2 separate regions of the Homo sapiens genome follow, and region 1 is linked to region 2. The links are chromatin contacts, found by Hi-C or POLR2A ChIA-PET in ENCODE. All regions are on one chromosome and are shown on one strand. Each heading gives the region's core, a stretch centred on a gene start or an enhancer-like site at or near the end of the contact. The rest is flanking DNA. Distances are from core to core; before and after follow the strand shown.

Region 1 (7,572 bases), core at 757-3,256, 250 kb after region 2:
GACCCTCCTACCTTAGCCTCCAGAGTAGTTGGGATTGCAGGTACATGCCACCACGCCAGATTTTTGCTGAATAACTTTTATGTAACTTACTTAGATAAATAGCAATTTATCAAACTACATGTGCAAATTTGCAAATTATATAACTACATAATGATAACAATGTAATTAAATTTAAAATCCTTCAAACTGTTCTTTTCCGACAAAACACAACTGAAAATATTAAATGAATTTCTTAAAATTTTCAATGATCTTAACTTTTAACTTTTCCTTAATATGAGAAAATAACTTTTAACTTAGTAGCTTAGAGATATTCATTCAGATGTTGTCAATAATTTTGCTTTTTAGCACTTGACATAATTTGATGGGTTGAATATTTTTTGTAGGATTAAATAATAAAATATAATCTATTTTCGTTTAATTCTCCAAGTCCAAGTGAACACAAAAGCACTAAAGATCAAACACAAACAACGTCTGCAAGGCAGCCAATGGCAGCCAATAGGCACACATATTCCCCCGCTGAGGTGGAACAATCGATCAAGAGAAAGCCCTTGGTTAATGAAGTTGTGCAGTATTTGGGATTCCTGCTTTAAAAGGAGAAAGCCCAATCACTTGCCATAGTTTTGTAGCACTGCTGTGGCGTCCATGTTGTGTATTTTTCGTGAACTCAATGTCAGTGCTGCACATGCTATACCCAAGAAAACCCAACCAGAAAAATGAAATACTAAGGAATAATATTTTCTCGGGTGGGGTTAAGCTTTGGAGGGGCACAAACCACTGTATTACCAGATTTTTTTTTTTTTTTTTTTTTGTCCACAGGAACCAATTCTCACCTTGGGATCAATATCACCCCCCTCAACGCCCAACCCATAACGCCCCCCCCAAACATAGTCTATCTTTCGAGCTACTATCTCTTCCAAGCAAACTTTGTAACATGCTTTGAGTATTTTTATACCAGAAACTTGGTCCAGGGAAACCCCATTTCCCCAAGTCCTTAAGGATCCAAAGCCTAGCTTTCGGTAGGTCATTTAATTTCTCTGAACATCAGTTTCCCTATCTGGAAAATAAGATTAATAATGCCTACCTTGTAAGAGTTGTTGTAAAAGTTAAATGTTATGTGTGTAAAGCGCTGAGCCAACATACAGCAAATGTACACGATGTCAAATATTAAGCAAGACACAGATAAAGTGAGATAGGCAGTATGCCAATAATGATCTCGCTCCAGCAAACTGCCATTTTTAGTTCTTTCTAGTGTTTGACTAGAATGAGTAAGTAGGTGAAGGACTTCGGATTATCTCAGATTTTATTTCAAAACTGCAGGAGTGGGAAGTGGAGGACAGACTACTTCAGGTAGTAGAACGACCGGGCTTCCGGTACTTACAAAGGAGTTTCCCTTACAAACGCAGGGGGACGCTCACTGTTTCTCAAAGTATCGTCCTCTGAGACAACACCAGAATCCCTTGAGTCCTGCGTAAGATGTCAGAGTCCTCAGGAGCACCGCCGACTCCAGTGCTCTCTTAACAGTTTGGCACTCCCTGGAGAGGTTTCCTAGCCTGAATGGCAAGTCCATGCCATCTTCCGACCAGTACAGAAGACAAAGGGGCTTTTTAGCCCTCGCCTCTTCCTCCCCAACCCGCAGCCCCTGCGTAAGGGGCAGCCGGGCCTTCGGGAAGCTCCACGCAACCCACAAAGGACCCGGGATCACTGCAGAACCCCCGGAGACCCGGACACGCCTCGGCAGCTCCGAGCCCGGCCTCCCACTCGGGAGAGGCTTTGGCCGGTCCTCACCTGGGCGTCGTCCCTGCCACTCGGCCCATAGTAGCGTCAGGTCGCCGTCAGCCCTCAGGAAGCGCAGCAGCTGCACCAAGAGCAGGAGCAGCGCGCACAGCACCAGCAGCCACAGCAGCAGCTCCCAGTTCATTGCGGCCGCGCACGCCCAGCTCGGGGGGAAGAAGACGGCCCGCACCAGAGTCGCGTCGCTGCCCTGCGGGATCGCAGCGCCACCCCTTCGGCCAGCCCAGAGCCGCACTGCCCCGGCTCCGCCCAGGGAGCAGGCCGGGAGGAGGAGCGGCTCGGGCGCGCCGGGCTCAGCACTCGCGGCCCCACTCGCGGTCCTTGGGCGGCCCGCGCCCTCATGCGGCACACCCGGCGGGGCCGGCAGATTGCTTGAATTCAAGTGTCCGAGACCAGCCTGGGCAACATGAGGAAACCCTGTGTCTACCAAAAATAAATAAATAAAATTCCAGTATTTTTAAAGAAGCTGATTCAAACATAAGCTACATATTATACTACGTTATTTCCTCTCTGTACAGGGACACTATCAACGGCCAGGAGACAGATAGAATCATTCTTGCTTGGCCCCTCTTCTCCATTCCTATTCAGAAAGAACATCCCCTTTTCAAGCTTCAGTATCTTTTCATGAGGTCGAGAAAGTGCTGAAGAAAGACTGTGGCTATCACTCAAGACCCCACAAGCCAAGGCAATGGTCCCTCCATGGGGACAAGGTCCTTTTACAATTAGAGAAAAAAAGACTGAAGCCATGTGCTGTGTTGGCACCTTACAACCTGATTCTGACCACACACAAATTTACTCTGGTGTCTGTTTGGCAACCAAAGCCTAGGTTGGTACCAAATCCTCCCCTTACCCAAGCCATTATTCACATCCTAATGTAAACAGCAAATAAAAACAGAGAATGTAATGAAAACACCAAGGTCTTGCCTACTCTAATACACAAAAGAGTAAAATACTGTTTTTGATTAATTTCCGTTTGAAATGACCTTCAAAACATTTAATTGCTTCCCACTAAATACCTACATGTATTTGAGGCATCAATAGTAGCATCTTTCTTGTTTTCAAGCATTTGAAAGCAAGAGGGTTTTCCATTCACAAGCCTCAGAGGGACCCAGTTAGAGTGCATAGAAACTAGGCCATGTATGAGAACGACCTGTGGCCAAATGGAGAAAGTTCTGGGCGTTGATGCAGTAGAACTTTCATCCTCTTCATTTCCTAGAGTACTTTGTGTGCTCTGATGTCAAAGGCTCTTCCTTGGCTGAAACTAAATATGACTTTAAAACAGTCATGGAAATAAAAGAAGCAGTGACTTCCCTCCCCAGTGTTGTTTTCTTTTTCTAGTCTTGCCTGCCAAACTTTTGTTTTTCTTTAAATGTTTTGAAGAATGTTACTTGCAGTAATCAAATTTCCTTAAATAGCTCTTCCTTCTCTTTTTAAATCCTATTATAAACCCCCTACCTGCCTCCCCACCCTCATCCTTCTCTAAAAAGCTTTTTGGGGTTATCTGGACTCAGAGTCATCTTTCCCTAATCTCACCTCTTTTCACAATTACTTCTGAACTATATCTGAAATTGTTTTTTAATTATTTTCAGGGTTAATATAGTATTGTTCCAATGGAACTTTAGAATCCTTGAAATAAAGTAGCAAATCTGATGCTTCTTTTGAAGAGTCTGGAATACATAGCTTAGTGTTGACATGAGAAGCAATAAGCCCACGTTGATTGAATTCTCCTTTCCTTGAAATTTAAACCTCCTTGATAGAGAGTAGAAGGATAGTTACCAGAGGCTGAGAAGAGTAGTGGGAGGGTTGGGGGGGACGTGGAGATGGTTAACGGATACAAAAAATAGAAAGAATGAATAAGACCTAGTATTTGATAGTGCAATGGGGTGCCTATAGTCAATAATAATTTAGTTGTATGTTTTAAAACAACCAGAAGAGTATAATTGGATTGTTTGTAACATAAAGGATAAATGCTTGAGGGGGTGGATACCCCATTTACCATGATGTGATTATTACACATTGTATGCCTGTATCAAAGTATCTCATGTACTCCATAAATATATACACCTACTGTGTACCCACAAAAATTAAAAATTAAAATTCAATTTTTTAAAACCTCCTTGAAGTTCGGAAGTTAATGTTAAAATGAGAGTTGCTAGCATTTAATAAATCAATCTTCTCTAAGTATTATTAAAATGCTTTGAATAAAGTCCGAAAGTCTTTTCTATAACTGGTAACCTTCATTTTTAATTCCAGATGTAATAGAATGGTACCCTGCCTTCCCTCCTTTTAGTAATGGTCACTTTTGATGGTCTGGGGTCAGGCCCATTCATGGCAGCTAAGGCCCATTCATGGCAGCTAAGGCCCATTCAGGTCAGCTAAGATGAAGGCAGTTGTGCGTAAGCAATTGCCATCTTCCATAACAAAAGCATTATACAAAAATAACTTTAAAAATCCAGATCCTCCAAGATCGGCAGTCCCTAGGCGGGGGAAAAAAAGAGTGAGTGGAAACTGTGAGTGGAAACAGGGACTGAGGAATCTAGGGAGGGAATATTCTTCCTCAAGAACAATAAGGGGTTTGTGGTTTTTGATTGAGGATGTTTTCACATCCCTTAGATGCTTTTGGAAATGTGTTGGATGAACAGTGGCCATAGTGCCAGCTAGCCAGGGTGTCATCAGAGTGCTAACGATCTGGGCACTATGTAAAGACATACCCAACAAAGAATTGCCCTGCCCCAAAAGCTCACAGCACCCTTACTCAGAAATCCTGCAACCTGGCCACGGTGGAGAGGAGCTCTGCAATCTATTAGCAGCCTCCCTCCACAAGCTCTGGCTTACACCTGCCTGGCTGTACCCCAGCTACAAGCGTTCAGGTCATGGTCTAGTTTTCTGATATTCTTCAGGCAGACAAGGTCTTACCTAGAGTCTTATTTATAAGAAAATATAACTTACTTTCTTACCTTTAGTAATCTCATGGGATCCCTCAATAGGAATATCTCACTGCACTGTTCACCACATGCAGTTCCCCATATCAGTGCATTGATATTTTGTTTAGATTAGCCAATTTCCACAGTATCTTGGGTCTCTTAAACATAAGCAGTTTATAGCTCTCATTCTCTCTCCCTTAAATGCTCTGTTTCAAACTTCCCTTTATATATCTTGTCCATGATTTAGTAGTGGTGGTTGTTATTCTAATCTAGAACTTCAAACACTCATGCACACATGAGTACATGCAAAGCTGGTGAAATTTGAACGAGGTCTGTGGATTTTGCCAATACCAATTCCCTGGTTCTGTTATTGTTCTAAAATTATGTAAAATTTACTAGTGGGGAGAACGGGGTACAGAGTACACGTCTGTTCCATCTTTGCAACTTCCTGTGAATCTATAATCATTTTAAAGTAAAAAGTTAAAAAAATTAGGTTAAATTTCTTAAAATATGCAAATATTTTCTTAAAATTCTAAAACTGATCAATGCTTTTTCCTCTCCTTCTCTTTTTTCTCCCCTCTCCAGCCAGGACCAGCCTTGGAGATAAGCAGAGTGAACAGAAATTTATGGTCTCAGATTTAAGAAAAACAAAATTCTTTCTTGCTTCTTAAATCATACTCCATCCCATTGGCTTGCAAACATGCTGACACTCCTCATAATTTCACTCTTCATAAACCAAAGCATAAGGTCAGAGGAGAACTTGACATATTAGAACACTTAGGCATTGAAAGTGGTTAGTCTAACTAACCCATTGAAGTTTTGGAGAACCTGGGACTCAAATTTTGGAAGATGTGACAGATGATATGTTAACATACATTGCACCGAGGCTGAAGTGGGAGGATTGCTTGAGACTGCCTGGAAGGCAGAAGTTGCAGTGAGCCGAGACTGATGGTGTCACTGCACTCCAGCCTGGGCAACAGAGCAAGACCCTGTCTTAAAAAAACAAAACAAACAAACAAAAGAAACCAAAAAAAAAAAAAAAAAAAAAAAAAAAACCATTGCACCAAGTAACAGTCAACTTTTCAGCAGAGGTGAGTAGAGTTAATCAGTTAAGGCTTTCTGGAATACCAGCCCACCTCAAGGCCTTGTACATACTGTTCTCTCCACATAGAGGGATGGCCAGAAATCCCCCAGATGGATCCAACAATGCTCACCTCCTGTGTGCAAACCACCATGTATTTCCCTCCCAGGTTGTATCAGGGTTGATCACTGTAACCAGCAGAATGCTGCAGAAATGATGAGTGTGTGACTCCCAAGGATAGGTCACAGAAGCTATTGCAGCTTCTACCTCTTGCTCTCTCTTGTTTATACCTTTACTAAAGTATAATTCGAGTACAAGAAACTGCACATATTTAAGGTATACAACTTGATGAGTTTGTCAAATATATACACCTGTGAAACCATCACCACAATCAAGGTAAACATTTCAATCACCCCCAAAAGGGGTGACCCTTTGAAATCCACCCATCCTCCACCCCTTCCCTAGGCAGCCACTGATCTATTCTCTGTCACTGTATGGAAACACCTTACCTGTTTCCTCTGTGGGATGTAAAGTCCCATTTCTGGATCCTTTCAGGTCCCTGTCTAATGTCTATTCTCTTTGCCTTGCCCTTACTTTTGTTCAGATCAACTTTAGCCTTAGCAGGGAATTTGGTTTTGTAATTCCGAACCCTAAGCAGTCTTGGATTGCTGTCTGCTGAGATGGGGCATGAGAGCAGTGAGGAGCGTGATCTCTTTTAACAAAGCCGTATGCTGTTCCCAGCTATCTAAGACCAAGGCTTATCTCTTTCTAGTAGGATCTTGACAGGAGCCACAAGAAGTAACCAAGACAACAAGAGTTAACCTGTCCATATGCTTTCTAATTGCCAGGCCTATTCTAAGTGCTTTATATATATTAAATCCCTTAATCTTCACAATAATCCAGTTAATTAGGTACTATTTTAATTCCCATTTCCCTGATGAGGAAGCTTAATTGTGATTAAGTAACTTGCCCTAGGTCACACAGCTAGGAGACAGGGTCTTTGAACCTAGGTAGTCTAATTTCAGTCTTTGCTCTTGAACCACCATATAATACTGCCTCTCACACCAGAGCAGCCTAATTTTGTTCTGCTGGATTCCCTGAAGCTTCTACCTTAGTATGTACAGGTCTGAATCCCAAAGAAACTACAATAACATCTTAATGAGCTGCTTCATTACCATATCATAAAGACTGCCCACTTCCCACCCAGGGATGGAGGGAGATGGAGAGAGCCTCACTGCCTCCTACTCCACCTTGACACAGTAGTTCACATTTTAGGATATTTCATTTCTAGCACTCTACTTCTGGGTACCAATGTCTCAATCAGTCGGTACTCTCAATCGCAAATGGCAGAGACCCACTAAAATTAGCTTACGAGAAATGTTAAGGAATGTATTTGTGCCCCCATAGGTAAATCCCCTACCCTAAGGATGTGGCCTGCCTCTGCAACCAACCTGAGGTCCAGGTGAAAACCACTAACCTGTGGGCCAGGAGCCCAAGCACAGCACTGAGGCCTGTTACTTGGAGACAGAAGTGCTCAGGCAGAGTCCAGGGTCATTACCTTCATTTGGTAAGAATTTTGATGTTGATTTCTAGTGTCTAGAGACCTCAATATCCAAAATAAACATTAATATATTAATTTTCTAGGGCCGCCATAACAAAATATCACAGACTGGATGGCTTAAACAACAGAAATTTATTTTCTCACAGTGCTGGAGTCTAGAAGTTCAAGGTCAAGGTGCTGACAGGGCTGGTTTCCTCTGAGGTCCCCCTCCTTGA
Region 2 (7,574 bases), core at 3,102-5,601:
ATTTGAAGAAGCACTTGTTCAAACCTTTCTATATTTGTAATGACCTGTTTGCTGCTCATCATCCACAGGTCAATTGTCAGACAGAATATACTAACCTGGATGCATAGTTCTTTTGCTACATTTCCTAATGACAATTTACTAACCCATCTATCTCATCATAACAATTCGCTAATTCCTTCCCCTAAAACAAAGCACTGCACAGAAAACAGAAAATATAGCCTCCACATATATTGCTCCTGTGAATCAAAAGGCAAACTCTTTGCTTTGGTCTGTACAGGGAAGATCTCTGGGACAGCTTCCAATGTGTCAGGGAGCAGAGCAAAGCCTTCAGTGACTGACAATGGACACTAGGGAAACACAATACGAGTTAGATGCAGAACTCCTCCAACAGGTGACTTTGGCTCAAGGGCTCCCCACCAACCTGGCAGAACATTTCTTTGAACTGTACCATAGTCTGAGGTTCTCTCTATCCAATCCTTCCTTCCTCCTCTCCTTCCTCAGGTATCAGGTCTGCACTGTGGTCTGACGACTCTTCCTACCTTCTCCTGCTCCTCTGCCCATTATATCTTTTGCCAGTCAAATCCTATCTACTTCTCAGGAGACCCTAACTAATGATTTGACAACCTGTCAACATACACACAATCCTTGCACTGCTAAAAAAACAAACAACAACAACAAAACAAAAACAAAAACACCCTGAAGATCACTTTCTAGAGCCATCTAGAGGTAATCAGTCCTGTGGCATTCTGCTTCCATTTATTCCCTCCATTTAGCTCTACCCTTCACCTCCAGCAACAGAGACAGGGACCTAGAGTACACAATGGAAAATGTGCTATATTCCTACTGGCACCCCAGCTAGCTCTCATAGCTGACAATAGGAATCTATGAACTAGATGAACATATAAAAATGTGGATAGATCTTAAAATAGCATGGAATAAAAAAGGATCAGAATAAAATTTATAGCGTGATACCACTTATGAAAATTAAAAATAGACACACAAATAACACTGCCTGTTTTTCAAAGATAAATACATAACTAAAAGTGTATAAGAAACATTAAATATGGTTGGGATAAGGGTGGGGGCTGGATAAAAAAAACTGGAGAAAAAATAAGAGAAGGCTTTTGTATAGACCAATGATGATGATGTGCTTCAACCTGAGAAATATAATCAACGTTATAAGCCTAAGGTCTAAAGGACAGAAAATAAAAGAGGAAGAGAGGAAAGACTTCTCCGACACAAAGAACTGGTGAGCTCTCCAAGGAATTAAGACTACTACCCCCACTTAAATTCACTATCCTCAATTTGTTGCCTTAGAGCTAAGTACAAATATATCTGAAACAGAGGCAATGTCTTCTTAAAATTCCATTCTGGCTGCCTTTTAAGAAAAGCTTATCCATTAATTATATATCAACAAATCATGAACAAAGGCTATTTAGCATTTTTAGGTAGACCCATTAGAAATAGCGTTCTGTTGGTCTAATTAAAACTTTACTTCAGAATAATCCCTAACTTTTAAATGGATCTTAATACACATGTGTTGCTAGGCATCAATAACAAGAGGGCCTCTGTTGATGACTTTATAAGCACCACATAATTATATCTTCCAGTGACAAAGTAAACCCTAAGTAGTGATGCATTTGTGATTTTTATGATATATCAAATTTAAATGTGAAACAGTAAATTTTTACAGATAAAATCATTAGCTGGAAAGGACTCATTTACATAAGGATCAAATGTCTACACAAATATAAAAATCGAATTAGCATTTAAAACCTCCAGACTTGGTTCTCTGGAAGTAAAGGCACTATTAAAAGGGAGAATTGAAATTAGATGTCTCCACAGTTCTCTACCAATAAGGATAGGGCTGCTTTGAAAAATAAATTTAACAATCTATTTAAAAGGTTCTAATTAACAAATAACTATGTAATTCAAGATTTTCTTATTTGGGTCTGCAAAGTCACCTCTATTTTGTTAAAATAAGTGATTCTTTAATTCAGGATATGATATAGCAAATTTGCTATAATTAGTGGTAATATCTCTTTCCAGTTGTTTTCAGATTCAAGATGCCTTTACCCATAAATAAATAGATTTAAATTAATATGGCTTGGCCTTTGTCTAGTATGATCAGAGGTGAATAAAGTGAAGTCTTATTTCAATTAGATGATTACTTAATTTGCTTGACTCTTCAGTAGTTTCAATTTCCAGCGTTTTTTGTTCAGACATAAAACCTTATAATAAAGCTACTTTAAAGTGAGAAAAGGAGATTAACAAAAATGATCACTCTTTTTGCATTGCTTCTATGGCTTTTAACTGTAAGCATCTTTTGCTTCAAACAACATTTCGAATATGTGAACAGAAGGTGATTCTCTTAAGACTTACCCTGTGGACAAAGGCTTTATTTTGGCAAGTCACCAATAGTTCTTAAGTCTACAGCTATGCAAGAACTCAGACTCAGTTGCTGACTGGCCAGATCCTTGAGCTTTACCTAGAATAATAACAATCTTAAAATTATTTGTTTATATCATGTAAAGAAAACTGTTAGCTCTCTCCTAGTCTTTCACTGGTCAGGAAAATCCCAATAGATTCCTAAAAATATACTTTGATAATGTTTATACTTTCATCCCAGAGCTGGACCCCTCAAATTAAGAAACTTAGTGTAGATAATTCGCTGAACTGGTTTCTGTTCAAATTTCTATGTCTAGAAGTGTAGAAATCTCAACTATTATGTTCTAATTCATCTTTATACTCTATGAAGAAAACTTCCCCAAAGACAGGTCACCTTGTTCAACTACATTTCAGAGAAGATAATAGTAAAAGTAAAAACTATGAATCTGACTTTTCTGGCATTAGTTTGAAACCCCTAAGCCACAAATAACTTTAATTAGCTTATTTCGAATTATCTATTAATGACAGATAGAAACAATTTTCTGTGAAATAAGAATGTAGAGGGAAAACCAGTTAATTTTTGTTTATGTATCTTTACAAACGGTCTATATTACAGATAAAGTTAATTGAATAAAGGCAAATATGCTGAAATTGTTGACAATTGTTAAATGAGAATATTCCTAAAATCTGAACTTTTTCTTGGGAAAGCAGTTCAAAACTATAGTCTATTTAATGAGGTGGCCATCTGGTGACAGAAAGAAGCACTACAGACAATATTTTGCATTAACATCACAACTATTCTACACAAACCGACTGAACCACATAAAAGAGAGCACAGTCCAAAAGAAACATAATTCAAGTCATACATGCAATTTAAAATTTATCTAACAGCCGCATTTTCAAAATAGAAACAATAATTTTAACAATATTTTTTATTTAACCCAATGTATCAAAAATATTATTTCAACATTTAATCAATATGAAGATTAATAACGAAAGAGTTTATTTTTTTCATACTAAGCCTTCAAAATACAATGCGTACCTTACAGCACATGTCAATTTGGACAAGCCACATTTCAAGCGATCATGGGCCCTGCGAGTCTGTGGGTAGCGGCTCACCCTGCTGGACTGCGCAGATCCAGAGAACGACACGAGACCTGCGGTTGCTTTGGTTTGCCTTTTACTAAGTTCATTTCTCAGCCTCTCTGCCCACTCTGAAAAGTCTCCCCTTTCCCCCCTTTTAATTCTACTCTATTTTGTAAATTACTGTTGTCTCCTGAAAATTTTGGAATGCTTAAAAGGCACTCAAAAGCCTGTCCGAGATCGACTAGAAGACCCTCGGAAGGTCCCTCTCTTCTCTGGACCTCACTGGGCGTTCGTTTGCCCGCGCCGTCCTTCCATTCGGCTTGCCGGGCGCGCAGCGGCTTGCGGCTGTGGTCAGCCACCTTCCCGGGAGGCGGTGGTCGCTGGCCGCGGGAAGGATGCCGCGCTGGGGGTCGGGGTTCGTCCCGGCTGTCACGCCACCTTGTGACATCACAGGGCCATGCCCTCGGGGCTCAAGGCCAGAGAGGCTCCGCGCTTCCAGGACCCGAGAGCTAAAGATAATGAATGGGAGAGAGCGAGACTGGAGGAGGTAACGAATAAGTCCCCACCACCTTGCCCATAACGCGTTGCTTTCAGTCACGTTCCGCGAACTGGCGAAGGTAAGTGAAAAGATAAGCGCAGGTACAGAAAAACCTGCCAGCGAGAAGCTCCCGCCGTTTCCCAGGAGCCCCAGGTGGGGTCTTCCGGTTGGACCCCTGCTTCCGCTGATTGGTTGGAGGTCGCCACCACGTGATGCAAACCCGGGTCGGCCTCCGCTTCCCCCCCACCCTTTTATCCCCCTCCCCGCCCCTTTTCTCCTCCTCCCCACCCGGAGGTCGCCGGAGGCGGAGATCAGGTTACCTAGGCAACCGCCACAGGCAGTCTGTACACACCAGGCCTGGGGCGGGAGAGGGTTTCCTACCTTCTGCTGCAAGACAGGGATTGGGAAATCGGAGTGGACTCGGACTTGAATCGGATTGCCCCGGAATCCACCCTCTCTCTGTGATAAGGTCAGAATCCGTCACCTGGTGGCCTTCGGGCGTACATCACCGGGAGTCTTTGATCCCCTCTTTTTCCTTCCAAGCCATACCAAGGGGAAGACGCCAGTGAAGCAAAGTTGAGGTCAAGGGAACTCCGTAATGGTGCAATGGTGATGATAATGATGAAAGACAGTGAGGTGGCTTTACTGAGGCAGTCAGGGTACCAGAACAAAGTTCAAGAGAAGGAAAGGGAGGGTGGCCTACAGCCAACTATGCAGATTTTACTGCACCAATTAAGATTCTGGGCTGGAAAAACCAAGTGCTCCCTAACCAAACCTGACACTGCTCATCTAGAGAGTGTAGGGGGTTTATTTGGACCATCAGTGGTAACTGATGGATTCTGATCCTTTTATACCCAAAGGAGGAAATAATTTGACCCATACAGGACTTCTACTGGGCAGAGAAAAAAAAAGTTTTCTCAGAATGACATCCTAACCAACTCTCACGGCAGACAGAAACCATGGTCCTTTTTACTCTATCATTATACTCTGGTCATGGAGAACGATTATGTCTTTAAATTATACCATATGCCTGTGGCATGACAATTAACCCATTAAACAATTTTTTTAACAACTAGCATGTGCCAGACAGTGAACCTGTGATAGGTTCACAGTTTCTGCCTTCAATGAACATGTAACCTAGTAGGGAAGAAAGGCCCGTAAACATTGTTTTACAGTGTGACAAGTGCTATACAAAGAGTATGTGCAAGCCCTAACCAGAATCACAAGAAAGAGAATGCTTATAATACTACCAGAGAGAATGAAAGTCTTCAAAGAGAAGATCTTTGATTTAAATCTTTAGGGAAGTATGGAGTATGCCATACAGCCAAGGGAAAAGGACATTTTAGGGAGAGGAAACAGCCCATGCCAAAGTACAGAAACATCCATTCAGTTCCAGAGAACTATAGTTGTGGCCTGAACCTAGGGTCCTCTGTGGAGGTTGTGGCTGATGAGCATGTGAGGTAGGCAGGAGTCAGAGCATGGAAACCATTAATACCTTCCAAAGGGGTAAAGCATGAGCAGATTTACCTTTCAGGAGGCTGTCACAGTAGTGTAGAGGATGAACTTGAGGGAAGACAGACTACAGGGAGGACATCAAGTTAAGGGGAGGTGATGAGGGCCTGAACCAAGGCAGAGGCAATTGGAATGAGGAGGAGGAAAAAAAATGTGGTAAGACCTTTAAGAGGTATATGCAGAAGGATTTAATGAGTGAATGAAAATAGGGGGATAGAGTCAAAGATTGGTTGAGGATAATAGCTCAACCAATAGAAGAATGGTGGTGTTACTTTTCAAGAGAAGGCATACATTAGGAGAAGGAGGCTGGTTGGAAAATATAATGAGTTCAATTTTGAACACACTGAATTTGAGATGCCTGTGGCACATTCAGATGGAGCTTTTTCATGTGGGCAGTTGGATTTTTTTTTTTTTTTTTTTTTGCACAGAAAAGAAGATAAGGATTTTTCACCATGAAGAAAACAATTGGTTTGAAAAGCACAAAGTAGGCCAGGCACGGTGGCTCATGCCTGTAATCCCAGCACTTTGGGAAGCCGAGGCGGGTGGATCACAAGGTCAGGAGTTCGAGATTAGCCTGGCCAATATGGTGAAACCCTGTCTCTACTAAAAATACAAAAATTAGCCGGGTGTGATGGCACGCGCCTGTAGTGCCAGCTACTTGGGAGGCTGAGGCAGAAGAATTACTTGAACCTGGGAGGCAGAGGTTGGAGTGAGCCCAGATTGTGCCACTGCAGTCAAGCCTGGGCAGCAAAGTGAGATTCTGTCTCAAAAAAAAAATAAATAAATAAATAAGAAAGAAAAAAGAAAAGAAGAAAAGCACAAAGTAAGTTTGAAATAACAAGTAGAGAGAAGCCAAGGAGAAAAGTTGAACCAAAGAAGAAAACGTGAAGAAGAGAGTCGTCAGCATTGTCAAATGCCATGTCAAGGTCAAGTTGAGAATCAAAACATGTCCGCTGTCTTTGGCCATTAGAAGGTTATTTTTGACCTTGTAGTGGCTTGAGGTGTTCTCAGTCCAGATGGCAGTGAATCCAGGACTGAAAGCAGGTAGTGATGTGTTGCTAATGATTATCTAAAAGGTGTACCATAAAGGTATCTAAAAACAGCTATTCATAGAAGAATATAGGAGAGACTTTTTAAGATAGGAAAGACTTAATATTTATATACAGAAATAAAGGAGACCGTTGACAAGGAAATTTGGCAATAAATGAAAGAGGAAAATTTGACAGCAGTATTCTGAAAGAGACAGATAAGGATAGGATCAATACATAGGAAAAGGGATTTGTTTTGGACAAAAGGAAGAACACCTACTAAGACAGGAGTCAGAAGGGAAAGAAAAATACGTCTTTGAGAGGAGGGAAATAAGAAACATACATTTGATGGCACCACTGTTCTCTGTGAAAATGGGGTCAAGATCATCTACTGAGAGAGAGACCTTGAAAAGAGTGGTGAAAGTTTAGAATAGTAATGTCATGAATCTCGAGTCTCTAGTCCCACTCTCCTAGGAGAGGAAATTGAGGAAAATATAAAACATTTGTTGCTGAAGATCTAACTGAAGTTAGAGGCAATGCATTTGTAGTGACTTCAGCTCCATGCTGGTTAGGTGAAATTTTCCAGTAGCAATCCAAAGTGGAAAGATTAATCCTATGCAGTTTGAGGTGTAAAAGCTATAGAAGTTCCTGGTGGCTTCTGGTTTTGTGGGGGAACTAGAGATGACCTTTAGCCTCTTAAATGGGCCAGCCCTGAAAGAGCTTCGAAGAGCAGGAGAGTAGTTACAAGCTGGCCAACAGGACATTCACCTCTTGATGAATTCAGTAACTTCATCTGGAACCCTTGAGTCCATTTGTGACTGGAGAAAACATACAAGACTTGTAAGTACCAGGAAGGCCTAGCATCCTTGTGATTCAGAAATAGTTATACAACTTATAGAATTTGGGGTTTTTAAATTAAATTGTATTTTTCTAATTAGCTGTTGAATTAGAATAAGATTTTCTGCTAAATAAGTGCATTGATGAAGAGAAAATAAGTTGAAGTGAGAGGTAAGATTTGTATC

Evidence for each region. A loop is a pair of places that touch in the nucleus more often than their neighbours do. ChIA-PET counts read pairs that join two places held with the same protein, here RNA polymerase II (POLR2A). Pooled maps may share reads with other maps.
Region 1: a pooled map shows a loop between it and region 2 (4-fold over the local background). The contact joins the promoter of DHRS7 here to the promoter of LRRC9 in region 2. A Hi-C loop is called at or near these places in 6 of 50 pooled maps. POLR2A ChIA-PET finds 5 or more read pairs at or near these places in 5 of 52 experiments (H1, WTC11 and activated T-cell).

The regions. Positions count from the first base shown.
Region 1 is chr14:60,163,392-60,170,963 of GRCh38, forward strand. It overlaps DHRS7 (dehydrogenase/reductase 7), which reads right to left and starts at 2,007. Exons shown (of 7, transcript NM_016029.4): 1 at 1,786-2,007. The coding sequence starts at 1,918. RefSeq lists enhancers at 1,471-1,530, 1,721-1,770 and a silencer at 1,971-2,240.
Region 2 is chr14:59,915,793-59,923,366 of GRCh38, forward strand. LRRC9 (leucine rich repeat containing 9) reads left to right here and starts at 4,352. Exons shown (of 33, transcript NM_001395648.1): 1 at 4,352-4,481. RefSeq lists an enhancer at 3,512-4,711.